2 separate regions of the Homo sapiens genome follow, and region 2 is linked to region 1. The links are chromatin loops, found by intact Hi-C in ENCODE. Cell type or tissue: heart left ventricle. All regions are shown on one strand.

Region 1 (8,000 bases):
AGAGAAAGCAACAAGGCACCATCTTGGAAGCCAAGAGAGGAGCCCTTACTGGACACCAAACCCGCCAGCACCTCCGTCTTGGACGTTCCAGCCTTCAGAACCATGAGAAGTAAATTTCTGTTCTTTATACATTATTCAGTCTGTGGTGTTTTATTATAGCAGCACAAATGGACTAACACATGTGAAACACTTAGAGCTGTGCTTTGCCCAGAGTAAGTGCTCAGTCAATCTTGTGAAAAATTTGGCAAGTCAGTAAAAGTAGAACTGAGAAAACAAAAAGTACCCACTTTCCACCACTTGCAGAAGCCATTAGTAGCATTTTAGCATATTACTTTCAGTCGATCCCTATCCATTTTATAATCTGAGAGTTTACCACTTGTAAAATATTTACACTTTTTGCTTCACTTGACACACCACAAGCATTTATTTGTATTATTTAAATCCTCTGCCCCTTCTGCAACTTCTTTTCTTTTTTTTTTTATTTTTTCTTTTTCTTTCTTTCTTTCTTTTTTTTTTTTGAGATGTAGTCTTGCTCTGTTGCCTGGTCTGGAGTGCAGTGGTGAGATCTTGGCTCACCGCAACCTCTGCCTCCCAGGTTGAAGCAATTCTCCTGCCTCAGTCTCCCAAGTAGCTGGGATTACAGGTGCGTGCCACCACACCTGGCTAATTTTTGTATTTTTAGTAGAGACGGGGTTTCACCATATTGGCCAGGCTGGTCTAGAACTTCCGACCTCAAGTAATCCACCCACCTGGGCCTCTCAAAGTGCTAGGATTATAGATTTGAGCCAGTGCGCCCATAACATATGGCCGTCTTCCATAACTTTCTTAACCGTTTCCTATTTCCCTGTTGTAGGATATTTAGATTGTTTCCAAGAACATCAAAACATATTAAAAATATTAACAGTTTTATGCTTATTGTATGGAACGTCTCCAAATCATATAGCCATTTTACCCTTCTTGCTAGTGAAGTGACATACAGTTTTGAAAACCCTACAGAACATGGTATTTTAGACGTGGCTGTTGAAACATGATGAAAGTAAAGTATTTTACCTGTGTGTTGAGAAAAAGTGATCAGTTAAAAGGAACAATAATATGGTAAAATACGCTGAGCAGTTTATATTTTCCTAGCACAGAACCTATCCCAAATACTTCACAAGTATCAACCCATACCACACAGCTATCTCAAGAGGCAATTTTCTTATGTCTACTTTGGAGGTTAGGAAATTGAGTCACCGAAAGGTTGAATGACTTGCCCAAGGTCACCACTCTAGTAAATTGAAGTGTTGGGATTTGGACCTACGAAATCTACTTCCAGAAACTGTATTCTCTACCACTGAATCTACACTGTCTTTTTTACATAGAGTATTTATTCTGGGTATTTAATCAGAAATGCTCTACCGCTGATTTCTTTTCATTATTCTTTATTTGGAAGAAAATAGAAAGATCTGTACATGATATCCAAAGCCTGGATGGACTTTCCGTAATTAACTATTTAGGCATTTGTTTTTCTGGACTCTAATTTAGAGCTGGTTCAAAATTTCAGTGGGTTGCTTCCCACCCTATTTTAAATTGGGTTATGGTATAACTTTGGAGAGAATGACTACACTGTTTTAGAAATAAACCTTTCCTTTTTACAGACCAGCAGTATTTCACCAAAGTGTACATCTGTTGTGAAGAAGGGGTGCAGCTGGAAAAAATAGAGCGTCAATTGTACTTTCTGTGTAGGTGTTTTTCAAGCAGCTCCCCAGGACACATTTGAGGAATATGCTTTCCATTTTGCTGCCCTTTTCCAAATCACACAATTAATAGATAACAACCCAACATCCACATATGCTCTGGGGGTTGTGGGAAAGTTGAGTGAAGGAAGAGAATTCCTGTGCACATGGGCTGAATGGGTGGTAGGGAGGAGTCCTAGTTTTTCATTCTATCTGGAGAGGATAGGACTTGGCTTCTCTCAGAGACATGAGCCCTTATGTGCTGGAAAAGGAAGTCACAGAGAATTTTCCAGGGACTGGTACAAAATGAAACAGAAAAATAGGACATGAAATGACAGACTCAGGTGCTCTTACTGCAAAGCTTGTCTTGAACTTGGGCATTACTGGGAGAGGTGTGGGATATGATTCTGTTAGTTGCTTCATGGCTCAGCCTCATAAAACATAGTTATTCCTGAAGGGGATGCTGATCTTTTCTTTTCTTTTTTTTTTCCATTATTCTTCCTTATTGCCCCATTGTAAATCATAATCTTCTCTCTCTGTCTGTCCCCAAATTTCCAAGAAATGGAATGAGACTTTTATAATTATGACTCCATTAGAGGTTCTCTAGAAATTGAAAATGAACCTATGAACCCCAACTATCTGAGATAAGTCTCAGTCAATTTAGGAAGTTTATTTTGCGATAGATAAGGATTTGCACCAGTGATACAGCCTCAGGAAGTCCTGACGACATGTGTTCAAGGTGGTCGGGGCAATAGCTTGGGTTTATACATTTTAGGGAGACATGAGACATTGATCAACATATGTAAAATGTATCTTGGTTCGGTCTGGAAAGGCAGGACAACTTGAAGCAGAGACAGGGCTTCCATGTCACAGGTAGTTAAGAGACAAATGAGCAGGTGTGGTGGCTAATGCCTGTAATCCCAGCACTTTGGGAGGCTGAGGCAGGAGGATCACGAGGTCAGGAGTTCGAGACCAGCCTGGCCAACATGGTGAAATCCCATCTCTACTAAAAATACAAAAATTAGCCAGGTGTGGTGGTGTGCACCTGTAATCCCAGCTACTCAGGAGGCTGAGGCAGGAGAATGGCTTGAAAGTGGAAGGTGGAGGTTGCAGTGAGCCGAGATAGCGCCCCTGCACCCCAGCCTGGGCAACAAGAGTGAAACTCCATCTAAAAAAAAAAAAGAGACAAATGATTGCCTCTTTTGAGTTTCTGATTAACTTTTTAAAATGAGGCAAGCAGATATGCATTCATCTTAGCAAGCAGAGGGATGGGAGGCAGGTTTGACCTAAGCAGTTTCCAGCTTGACTTTTCTCTTTAGCTTAGTGATTTTGTGGTCCCAATATTTATTTTCCTTTCACAAATCCAAATGTATTTGTCTCTAGATATTTTATTTTATTCTCGTAAAAGGTGGGAATGCAGAATATGCTTTGCTTTATTAAAAAGACTATGTATTTGCCTTTAAAATTTCAGGTTTTAGAAACATTTCGTTTTAAAAGTCTTTCCTTGAAAAATATGCAGATTGAAGCAAAATCTACTTACCCTAGCTTTTAGGAGAACTTCCTTCCTCAAAACGAACTTTTGCCTACGTGGCCTCCTTTTGTTTTTTCAAGTTGATTTAAATAGGAATGAAAATTACCCGTATTTAACCAGCAATCCAAAGGACAGAAGGTATTTTTCCTTGCAAAGGGGTGCTCATAATTTCGTAAAGTAATAAGACACCAGTGAAAACAATCACCCCAAATTCATTTCCATATGAAAAGAGAACCAGTGTAACTTGAAAACGCCTTTTATTAAATCTCAAGGTCAGAACTGGGGGAAAATTCTAAATGTTGAATCACAATAAGGCTCACTAGGATTTTCTCCTATTTACCCGCAGAGCCTGCTCTAGACTTCAGTGCTGGGCAGGGGGTTGCCCTGCGCCTGCACCGCGGCTGCAAAGCACCCTGTTTCCCTTCTCTGACCCGCCTGGCATTCCCGCCGCCGAGCGGCAGTTGAGTGATTTTTTTTCTTTTCCTTTAGCCGGCCCAGGGCTGCACTCGGTGACTGCTCTTCGTCAAATTCCTTCTTAAACAGTGGTCAAGTATTCTTCCGGTGCAGCTGTTATTTTCGGGTCCTGTATTCTGCTTTGTGCTGACCCTGTAATCTCAGCAGTACCCATTCGCCTAGCAGGGCTTCGGGATGCTTCCCCGACTCTCCTCGCACCTTCACACCAACGCACTCCGGGAATGTTTCTGATGGGTGTCAAGTCCACTCTCTGATGAACGGACTCGTGCTTTGAGAGCATCTTCAGGGTCAGTGCATCCAGTGACCGTTTCATGACACCGTTTGCCTCGAGCGCCACCGCCTGGCCAAAACTGGAACGACCTGTGCCCGTTGCTGAGGAGGAAAAACACCCGGGATGGAATTTCTAGTTTTTGTGCAATCCTCATCCTTTTCCATTTTCTGTAAAGTGACGATGACAGATATTTTCGCTTACTAATGCAAGTATTTTTCATCTGAATAAATATACCAATTTCTCTGGCAATAATTTGGGTTTAAAAATACTGAGGCTGGCCCGGCACAGTGGCTCACACCTGTAATCCCAGCACTTTGGGAGGCCAAGGCGGGCGGATCACGAGGTCAGGAGTTCGAGACCATCCTGGCCAACATGGTGAAACCCCGTCTCTACTAAAAATACAAAAATTAGCCGGGTTTGGTGGCGTGCGCCTGTAATCCCAGCTACTCGCGAGGCTGACGCAGGATAATCGCTTGAACCCGGGAGGTGGAGGTTGCAGTGAGCCGAGATTGTGCCACTGCATTCCAGCCTGGGCGACAGAGCGAGACTGCGTCTCAAAACAAAACAAAACAAAACAAAACAAAACAAAACAAAACAAAAAAATATACTGAGGCTGGGCATGGTGGCTCACTCCTGTAATTCCAGCACTTTAGGAGACTGAGGTAGGAGGATGGCTTGAGCCCAGGAGTTTGAGATCACCCTGAGCAAGACCCTGTCTCTACAAATATAATTTTAAAAATAACTGAGTCTGATGGCATGCACCTGTAGTTCCAGCTACTCAGGAGGCTGAGGAGGGAGGATGGCTAGAGCCCAGAAATTCGAGGTTGCAGTGAACCATGATCACGCCACTGCCCTCCAGCCTCGGTGACACAGCAAAGCCCTGTTTTTAAGAAAGGGAAAAGGAAACACAAAGATACTGAACTGAGCGCCATCCTATACCCTCAGCTATACATTACATAAATTGTATTCTTTAGAATTCTAAAGGCTGAGTAGGATGGGCTTTGGTAATGTAAAAATACAAAAGCAGATACAGGCAAAAAACATGAGAAAATTTTTTTCCTCTAGCATTCTGTCCATGGTGGACAGGATGGGTGAAGTGTGCCTAAAGTGCTTGTTTGATGGGTGCCCACCCCTCCCCACTCCCCAGTGGTCGACGCAGAGCACTGATGCTACAGACCCAGGCTCCAGAACACGCTGGATGGAAAGGTTCTGAGAAGAGTGTGCACACCTCAAGGAGTGTGTGTATGTGTGCGAGCAAATACCTCTGTAAGCAGTCTCCTGGGGGTGCTGAAAGAAAATATTAGGATTTCTCTTCATACCTATTTTTATCTCAAATTTCAGTACTTTTATTTTTATAGGACACATAAAAATTATTTGAACACTTGTATATTATTTACAAAACAAATCAATATTTTAATAGATATTGGGTGTGTGGGTTAAAAAATTGGAGTTTGCCAAGGAGATGGTGGAAGGTTGATGATGGCTTCCCTTGGACTGGGCAGAGGTGGGGTGAATAGGGCGTGGATCTTTATCTTTCTGCCTAGGGGGCAGCCCTATGCCCAAGGAACTGGCTCCCTTTTCCTGCCCATGTGTACAAGTGAGGGCTGCAAGGAGTCACCGTCAGGAGAGAGTGCAGGTGAGGGGTGAGGGGTATAGGGAGCTGGCACCTGGTGACTTTGCACTTGGGGGTTGAAGGGGACAGGATGGTGGGCAGGTGACCTCTCCAGGGAAGGGTCCTGGCTACTGGTTGGGCAGCAGGGTGGAAAGGAAAAGCCCTACGCTCTCCTCTAGAGAGGAGAGGACTGGAATTAGGACATGGGTTGGGTTTTGAAGCATTAACTATGATTTTTAAACAAAGTTGAAAATGTTTTTTGCAAGTTCTCCCAAAGCTTGAACAAATAATTTTCTAGTAGAAAAAATATTTTCTAGACAACAACCCACCAGTCTAAAGTTGTACCGAACTAAGGATGTTCTTAACATGGCCCCCAGTGCATTGCAAGGCAAAAAAAAAAAAAAAAAAAAAAAAGAATTGCATGCAGCTGGAATAGGGCCTGGCCTGCAGGTAATTTAGCAATTTAGCTAGGCTTTCTCTCTGGGTAGGGAGGTTGGGACGGGATTTGATTCAGAAGAAGGTTCTGGCCCTGCCTCTGTCAGTCTTATGATGCAGCCTAGGTAAGTCACTTCACATCTGTGAGGCTTTCTTCTTTGCTAAACAGATGACAAATGTGTACCGAGAATTGGCTGGGCATCAGATGCCGGTGGGGAATGGGGTTCTGAAGACAATATGTGAGCAGGAAACTGAGCTCATCTTAAAGTGTTTGCAGTTAAGTCTAACTTTCATTTCAACTAAAAAATTAAATGAAAGTTCGAAATAAGAGTATAAAGATTAAAAGGAAAAAAAATCTAAATATCTAAAAGATAACAAATTGTAGAGACCTCTCAAGCTCCGTAAAACCCTGCATTTAGTTACAGAAGTTTGCTGCTCTTTATGTAGTTGATCCTAACCAATTAAAAAAGAATTGGAGCCAGGCGCGGTGGCTCACGCCTGTAATCCCAGCACTTTGGGAGGCCAAGGCAGGTAGATCACCTGAGGTTGGGAGTTTGAGACCACCCTGACCAAAATGGAGAAACCCCGTCTGTACTAAAAATACATAAAAAATTAGCCTAGTGTGGTGGCACATGCCTGTAATCCCAGCTGCTCAGGAGGCTGAGGCAGGAGAATTGCTTGAACCCAGGAGGCAGAGGTTGCGGTGAGCCGTAGTTCACACCATTGCACTCCAGCCTGGGCAACAAGAGTGAAACTCCGTCTCAAAAAAAGAAAAAAAAAAGGGAATTGGAAACTTATGCATTATATCTATCTTTGAATATATCTGTTTCCAAAGTGGATGATGAAAACAGAATTAATGCATTATATCTGCAATGGACTGAATATTTATGTTCCCCTCAAAATGTATATGTTGAAACTCTAATCCCAAGATGATGGTACTTGGTACTGGGAGCTTTGGGAGGTCATGAGGGTGGAGCCCTCATAAATGGGATTAGCATCTTAATAAGAAGAGGCCAGAGAACTTGGTAGTTCTCTTTCTACCGTGCGAGGATGCAATGAGAAGTTGGCAGCCATCTGCAACCTGGAAGGGAGCCCTCACCAGAACCCAACCAACCATACCAGCAGCCTGATCTCCAACTTCCAGCCTCCGAGGCTGTGAGAAATAAAGTTCTGTTGTGTATGAGCCACCCAGTCTATGATACTTCATTATAGCAGCCTGAACGGACTAAGACAATCTCTACATTTAAATATATATATATATTTAAAGTAGATTGAAAAAAATAAAATTAATGATTCAAGGGCTAAGTTGCTATTCTTTTAAAAAAAGATTATTTTTGATAGACATTTGGAAAAAGAAATGAGAAACTCCAAGTTACAAAAGGAGAAGTGGGAATATTTTAATATGCAGCCCAGCTTTGGCATAGCAATACAAATTGTTCTTCCAGTGATAGCTTTGACTGCAATCCTAAAACAAGCTGTGGTCCCTCTGCTGTGGCTCAAATCACAATAGAGGACAGAAACCCCATCTTGTTTTAAGAAAAAGGCAAAAGACAATGACCTGAGTTTCTAGTTCACGTACGTCTTGCTGACAGCTGTCAACTTTATGTATTTATTTTTAATACGAGGTTTAAAAACAGAGGCTTTCCTTTGAACAGCCCGGGGCCAGGACATTTTATTGGTGTTGGATCTTGTCTGCCATGGATAGCAAATTCCTCATCACATGGGTCATTTGGTGACTGTGTGGGTGAGAGAAATTATAATTTGGCCATGATTTGGAAATGTTCCGGCAGGTTCCAAGAGGCGAAGTTTCTGGAATCGCTGAAGACATAGTATGCTGTGTTTGCTTTGCAAGAGAGTCTGTGGGTGGCCAGGGGCTGGGGTGGAGTTGGTGGGCGGAGAGGTGACATTTCAAGCTGTGGTATCTCTGCCAGTTGGGTGTCACTTGGTTCGTGTCTCTTTCTT
Region 2 (8,000 bases), 340 kb before region 1:
GCTGTATCTGTGCATAATGCATTTATGATGGTTCTAAGCCCCTTATGGGAACACTGTGTACATTTCCACCTCAGAGTATATTTCCATGAAGGAGGCAGGCAGAGTCTTATTATCCCTCTTTGGAATTTCTCCATCAGGTATGCCCCATCTGCTGCTGGTAAACTTCCCCATTCCAACCTTCATGGTGCTGGATTCCTGCACCTGCAGTAGTTCTTAGGTAAAAGACTTGTTTGCACAACATGTCTGCATTAGGATGTGCATACATTTCTTGGCAGAGTGGGGTTGGGTGTAAGCAGGCAGGGGAGTCAGAGAACAGAATGGAAATGCATTAACAAAGAGGGTCTTGTTATGGGGTTCTGAAAAGGACAGGATGGTGATGGCTTTGGGGAATGAGAAAAAGTCATCTCTCTTTTTCTCTGGGGAACCAGAGAAAAAGTCCATGGTCACAGAGAAATGGGCAATTAATATGAAGACAGGGGTCTTAGGTTGAGGAGGAGTGAATTTGTTGAAGCCATGGTTGCTGTGCTATGCAGTTTTGGAGGCACACTCACATCATGGCTATGCACATAGAGTTCTTGAGGTGGTATAGTGCACAGCCTTTGCAACTGTACATGGTGTCTTGGGTTAAAATCTATTCATCAGGCCAATCAATTAGCTTATTTTTTGGTCTCTTAGATGTTAGCATAATATAAACAACTTCAATGCTAAATACTACAATTTTAGTTACTGATGATAAAATATGTGTTTCTATATATCTATTAATCGAAACCAAATTCTTGTTAATGTTAAAACATTTCTGTTAAAGTTCTTAAGCAATCCTGTAAAACACTGCAGTCTGTTAGTTTGGCCAATATAACATCTTGGTTATTTGGTCAATTGGTATTAATTGAACAGATTTGTGGCCAATGCCCCAGGCCCCGAGCAAAGCCGTTGTCTGGCAAACGTCGACAATTGAGATTGTAGGTATACCACCGTTTGCACAAGCCTAACCCTTCTTGATCAAAGACAAATCAAAATCCCAAGGAGACTGTTGCGGGAAGTCAGGGACCCCAAACGGAGGGACCGGCTGAAGCCATGGCAGAAGAACGTGGATTGTGAAGATTTCATGGACATTTATTAGTTCCCCAAATTAATACTTTTATATTTCTTATGCCTGTCTTTACTGCAGTCTCTAAACATAAGTTGTGAAGATTTCATGGACATTTATCACTTCCCCAATCAATACCCTTGTGATTTCCTGTGCCTGTCTTTACTTTAGTCTCTTAATCCTGTCAGCCGAGGAGGATGTATGTCACCTCAGGACCATGTGATAATTGCATTAACTGCACAAATTGTAGAGCATGTGTGTTTAAACAATATGAAATCTGGGCACCTTCAAAAAGAACAAGGTAACAGCAATGTTTAGGAAACAAGAGAGATAACCTTAAACTCTGACTGCCGGTGAGCTGAGCAGAACAGAGCCATATTTCTCTTCTTTCAAAAGCAAATGGGAGAAATACCGCTGAATTCTTTTTCTCAGCATGGAACATCCCTGAGAAAGAGAATGTGCGCCTGCAGGTAGGTCTCTAAACTGGCCCCCCTGGGCATAGCCATCTCTTATGGTCAAGGCTGCAGAGATGAAATAGACTCCAGTCTCCCATAGCGCTCCCAGGCTTATTAGGAAGAGGAAATTCCTGCCTAATAAATTTTGGTCAGACCAGTTGATCTCAAAACCCTGTCTCCTGATGAGATGTTATCAATGACAATGGTGCCTGAAACTTCATTAGCAATTTGATTTCACCTCGGTCCTGTGGTCCTGTGATCTTGCCCTGCCTCCACTTGCCTTGTGATATTCTATTACCTTGTAAAGTACTTGATGTCTGTGACCCACACCTATTCACACACTCCCTCCCCTTTTGAAAATCTCTAATAAAAACTTGCTGGTTTTTGTGGCTTGTGGGGCATCACAGATCCTACCAACGTGTGATGTCTCCCCCGGGTGCCCAGCTTTAAAATTTCTCTCTTTTGTACTCTGTCCCTTTATTTCTCAAGCTGGCCAATGCTTAGGGAAAATAGAAAAGAACCTACATGAATATCGGGGTAGATTCCCTGATAGGAGACAAACAGATCCAACTGGACTCACCAATGAGAGGACCAAGAACAAGGTCAGGGCTCCCTGTCTTCAAGGGTCATGTGTGTTTTGGAGCATGCTGGGGCTATAGAGACATCCTTGGATGGGTTTGGACCAAATCAGATCTCTGGCCCATCAGACAAGAAATACATGTTTGTTGTTCTAAGCCACAAGAGTTGGGATTGTTATGTAGCATTATCACAGCAATTGCTGACTAATACAGTGGATCACAAGCCTCAGATTTAGAAAATTCCTGCTGTGCTTTGTGGGATAATTAATGGTTATAACTTTGGTGTGCAAATTATAGGTTTCTATGAGATTATTATGTAATTGAGCACTCTTATTTTGTAGATGAGGAAATCAAGATCTTGAGAGTTTCAGTGTCTTAGCCAAAGTCACAGAGAAGTGACTTTGAGCCAGAATTCAGTGCTCCTTTCCTGATGCTCTTTGCATGGTGGCATCACTGAAGACATTGGTGGGGAACTGGAATGGAACTGGAAAGCCAATGTTTGAAATTTCTTCCCCTAGGCATTGGCTTCATCACCCTCGTCAAGAACTTTGAAAGGGACATTAATGAGCAGCAAAATCAATTTGAATCTCATCTTTTGGTTCTTCTCCCCTGGAGAAAGACCTGAGCAAAAAATGGGTCAGCTAGGGGCATGTGGAATAGTGGATGGGTTACAAACAGGGAGAGGACAAGGAAAGGGATAAGGGGAATTCGGAAGGAAAACCTTAGAGGAGGAGAAAGAAAGCTGAACCCTGTACATGAGAAGGGAGGGAAAAAAAATGAAGATTAGAAAATAAATGTGGCTGATGGCAGAGAGATTTGGTTCCACACAAGCACACCTTTGGAATCAGCTACTGGTGGGAAATTAAATAGCCCCAAATCTGCTGGTTCATGGGGCTTCAGGCAAGTCTCCATCCAGCCTTCAAGTTGCTATGAGCAACAATTGTCCTTTAAAAACCACAGTCTTACAGAGCCAAAGACAGCAGATTCGACACTGGGTGTTCCCAAGGCCAAGTTGGAAGAGAATCCAGACAACAGCTCATACAGCACACACAGAATCAAAAACAGTCTTTTCAACCAGCCAGACACTAATTAAATTAAAGCAATGCTGGAGACAGCAGCACGTGGCAGAGGAGAGGTGCCAGGCCAAAGGGCTCTAGTTGCTTAGAAGCGAGTTCAGCAAAGAATAGGCTGAGGCATCTGTCACTTTTCAGTGATGGAAGCATTTTGTGCAGCAGCTGACGTGTTATTAGGTACACCTGTCCTCGGACCGGTGACATCGTTTGTGAGGCCCAGTGCAAAATAAAAATGCAGAACCCCTTGCTCAAAAATTACTGAGAATTTTAATACGGTGACTGCAGAGTTTTGAATCAAGTGTGGGGTCCTGAGCGCAAGGCCCTGTGTGGCTGTGTGGGTCATGCACCCCTGAAGCTCACCTGTCTGTTATGAATAGTTTAGGGTTAGGGTGATTACACTCATTTTAGGCGGAACAATTCAGTTATGGGCATGCATTAAGATGATGCTACATTTTGAACCACAACATAGGTATTAGGTACATTGCAACAACAGAAATTTGTGACCTACATGGGAAATGCAAGAATCAAGCTTTCTACTCCAATTAATTGTTCCTTGGAGGAATTAAGTTTCTGCTTCTCATTGTGGAAGCAGAAGTGAGCTGATGCCAAGCAATGAACCCTGTGTTTTGGCCCAGCCTCATGGAAATTCTCCCAGCCCGCCTCGTGGCACCAAACACATGTCTTTTCCAGGGAGTTTAGAGTATTTCAAAGATGCTTATTATTTAGGTTGCCAGATAAAATACGGGACATCCAGTTTCAACATGAATTTCAGATAAACAACAGAAAACTTTTTAGTATAAGTATGTCTGAAGGACATTACTTATAGTAAATACTTATACTAAACACTTACAAATAGTATACTAAATACTTATACTAAAAATTATCTGTTGTTTATCTGAAATTCAACTTGAACTAGGCATCCTCTATTTGTATTTGTTAAATCTGGCAACCTATAGAATGCATTTTTAAGATGCTGCCACTATACGTGGTCACCCCCAGATCACTGACGCATACTAAGGGACCAAGGTGGGATGGCATGTGAGAATGATGGCAAAAAAAAAACCCCAAAAGTCATGGGAACTGTTAGAATTCAAGTCTGTATTAGTCCTGGGGCTACTGTAATAAAATGCCACCAACTGGGTGGCTGAAAACATGAGAGATTTATTCTCTTGCTGTTCTGGAGGAGAGAAGACCAAATCCAAGCTCTGCAGAGCCGTAGGGAGAGATCTGTTCCAGGCCTCTCTCCCAGCTTCTGGTAGCCCCAGTCATTCCTTGGCTGTGACAGCCTAAGTCCAATCTTCTCATGGTTCTCGGTGTCTCCTCATGTAGTTCTTCCTTTGTGTCTGTGTCATTCCCCCCTTTTATAAGGACATCAGTCATACTAGGTTAGAGCCCACTCTAATACCCTCATTTTAACTTGATTACCTCTGTAAAGACCCTACTTCCAAAATTAGGTCACATTCTGAGATATCAGGGGTTAGGAATTCAATACATCTTTTTTGGGGACACAATTTATGCTATAACATTGTCCCACGACTGTCCAGGGCTTTTCTATTCTTAAACTTCATGGGATGGCCTGCATTTAGAGAGCTGGAGAACCCTTCTGTACTTGGCCTTTGTGTGATCAGTCTTAACTGAAGACAATTCAAAGAGGTGACAGCCACAGTGAATCAAGAGGTGTCAAATCCTGCAAGGGCAGCTCATCAGAGGACACAGGCATGGAGAGTTCCGTGGCCATCCATGGAGTGTCTATTCCACACTCTACCCATTGAGCTGCCATGTGGAAGTTTTCAAACAGAGTGACAAACACACAGCTTTACTCCTGCAGAGTAAACATTTCTGGCAATGCTTGCTTCATGGGAGCAGCCCACGCATTTTGCACAAATGTTATACAAGCAGCCTGTGGCTTTGGAAATCATGGATGGAAATTATTTGCAAATTCCTTTGGAGCCTTATAACAAATGTTTGCCTTGGTCTTGAAGCCTTAAACAAACAACCCCTCTACTTCAAAAATGTCTGCTAATGAGAAAGACATTTCAGCTGAAAGAAAAGAAGTGATCATTAGGAAAAAATGGACTGGATTGTGTTAACCAAGCAAAAGATCAGCCTGGGACTCTAACCACATTTGTTGCTTTTATCAGAAATTGGAGTGATAGTCGGTCTTTAGATAATATTATGTTGAATGGACTTAACAGTCATTTTAACAAGGACGGGCCTCTCTTATCTGGAATTGGCTATGTAAAATCAAAAGCCACCATGATATTATTCAAAGGAAGCCTTGGCCATTATGTGGGACAGGTTATCTGGCTTTGATCAGCCCTTTCTCTTGCTACTTCCTAGTGAGAAGAGGTGGATGGATAAGACCTTTTTGGCAGGTTGATAAATTGTGTATATTTCCAAGGAGAAGGCAAGCATATAAAACCATTTCTAAGAGCACTTTCAAGAATTTTAGCTTTAAAGCTTGTAGAGTCTTGCAGATCAGTGCTGACCAATAGAAACATGGGGTGTTTTTATAATGGAAAGTTTTCTTGTAGTCACATGTTAAAAAATAAAAAAGAAATAGTGAACTTCCAGCTTCATTCATGTCCTTTGACTAACACAGGAACAGAAAACCAAACACTGAATTTTCTCACTCTTAAGTGGAGTTGAACAATGAGAACACATGGACACAGGAAAGGGAACATCATACACCTGTCGGGGGATGGGCGGCAAGGGGTGGGAGAGCATTAGGACAAATACCTAATGCATGCGGGGCTTAAAACCTAGATGATAGGCTGATAGATGCAGCAAACCACCATGGCACGTGTATACCTGTGTAACAAACCTGCACATTCTGCACATGTATCCCAGTATTTAAAGTAAAAAAAAAAACAGTGAAGTTAATTTTGATACCATAGCTAATTTAAACCAATATATTCGTATCATCTCATCATATATTTGATATAAAAATGATTAGTGAACAATTTTATCTTCTTTGTCTCATTCTATCTTTGAAATCTTGTGTGTGTGTGTGTTTTAAATTATACTTTAAGTTCTGGGATACCTGTGCAGAATGTGCAGGTTTGTTATATAGGTATACACGTGCCATGGTGGTTTGCCGCACCCATCAACCCATCATCTACATTAGGTATTTCTCCTAATGCTATCCCTCCCCTAGTCCCCCACCTCCAGACAGGCCCTGGTGTGTGATGTTCCCCTCCCTGTGTCCATGTGTTCTCATTGTTCAACTCCCACTTATGAGTGAGAACATGCAGTGTTTGGTTTTCTGTTCCTGTGTTAGTTTGCTGAGAATGATGGTTTCCAGCTTCATCCATGTCCCTGCAAAGGACATGAACTTATTGTTTTTTATGGTTGCCTAGTATTCCATGGTGTATATGTGCTACATTTTCTTTATCCAATCTATCATTGATGGGCATTTGTGTTGGTTCCCAGTATTTGCTATTGTGAACAGTGCTGCAATAAACATACATGTGCATGTGTCTTTTATAGTATACTGATTTATAATCCTTTGGTTATATACCCAGTAATGGGATTGCAGGGTCAAATGGTATTTCTGGTTCTAGATCCTTGAGGAATCACCACACTGTCTTCCACAGTGGTTGAACTAATTTACAATCCCACCAACAGCGTAAAAGCATTCCTATTTCTCCACATCCTCTCCAGCGTCTGTTGTTTCCTGACTTTTTAATGATGGCCATTCTAACTGGCGTGAGATGGTATCTCATTGTGGTTTTGATTTGCATTTCTCTAATGACCAGTGATGATGAGTTTTTTTTCATGTTGCTGGCTGCATAAATGTCTTCTTTTGAGAAGTGTCTGTTCATATCCTTTGCCCACTGTTCAATGGGGTTGTTTGTTTCGTGTAAATTTGTTTAAGTTCTTTGTAGATTCTGGATATTAGCCCTTTGTCATATGGTAGATTGCAAAAATTTTCTCCTATTCTGTAGGTTGCCCATTCACTCTGCTGATAGTTTCTTTTGCTGTGTGGAAGCTCTTTAGTTTAATTAGATCCCATTTGTCAATTTTGGCTTTTGTTGCCATTGCTTTTGGTGTTTTAGCCATGAAGTCTTTGCCCATGCCTATGTCCTGAATGGTATTGCCTAGGTTTTCTTCTAGGGTTTTTATGGTTTTAGGTCTTACATTTAAGTCTTTAATCCATCTTGGGTTAATTTTTGTATAAGGTGTAAGGAAGGGGTCCACTTTCAGTTTTCTGCATATGGTTAGCCAGTTTTCCCAACACCATTTATTAAATAGGGAACCCTCTCCCCATTGCTTGTTTTTGTCAGGTTTGTCAAAGGTCAGATGGTTGTAGATGTGTGGCATTATTTCTGAGGCCTCTGTTCTGTTCCATTGGTCTATATATCTGTTTTGGTACCAGTACCATGCTGTTTTGGTTACTGTAGCCTTGTAGTATAGTTTGAAGTTAGGTAGCATGATGCCTCCAGCTTTGTTCTTTTTGCTGAGGATTGTCTTGGCTATACAGACCCTTTTTTGGTTCCATATGAAGTTTAAAGTAGTTTTTTCTAATTCTGTGAAGAAAGTCATTGGTAGCTTGATGGGGATAGCATTAAATCTATAAATTACTTCGGGCAGTATGGCCATTTTCACAATATCGATTCTTCCTATCCATGAGCATGGAATGTTTTTCCATTTGTTTGTGTCCTCTCTTATTTCCTTGAGAAGTGGTTTGTAGTTTTCCTTGAAGAGATCCTTCACGTCCCTTGTAAGTTGTATTCCTAGGTATTTAATCCTTTTTGTAGCAATTATGAATGGAAGTTCACTCATGATTTGGCTCTCTGTTTGTCTA

The links. Peaks named below come from ENCODE experiments on the same cell type or tissue, not always from the same donor. Only the 100,000 strongest peaks of a DNase experiment are listed, where the experiment ranks them.
Region 2: a loop joins it to region 1, with 3 times the contacts of the local background. A loop is called at or near these places in 12 of 110 quality-filtered maps.

The regions. Positions count from the first base shown.
Region 1 is chr21:38,730,133-38,738,132 of GRCh38, reverse strand. No RefSeq gene overlaps it. Among named protein-coding and RNA genes, the nearest start is that of LINC00114, 39 kb to the left of the region's middle. In heart left ventricle, CTCF peaks have their summits at 3,854 and 4,065 (motif pointing left); DNase peaks (open chromatin) are centred at 3,712 and 4,042; H3K4me3 peaks cover 745 bases; H3K27ac peaks cover 911 bases.
Region 2 is chr21:39,069,095-39,077,094 of GRCh38, reverse strand. The region is part of intron 3 of LINC02943 (long intergenic non-protein coding RNA 2943); the gene reads left to right. Among named protein-coding and RNA genes, the nearest start is that of LINC02943, 11 kb to the left of the region's middle. RefSeq lists an enhancer at 1,174-1,960. In heart left ventricle, no CTCF peak of the experiment used is centred here; no DNase peak of the experiment used is centred here; H3K27ac peaks cover 2,537 bases.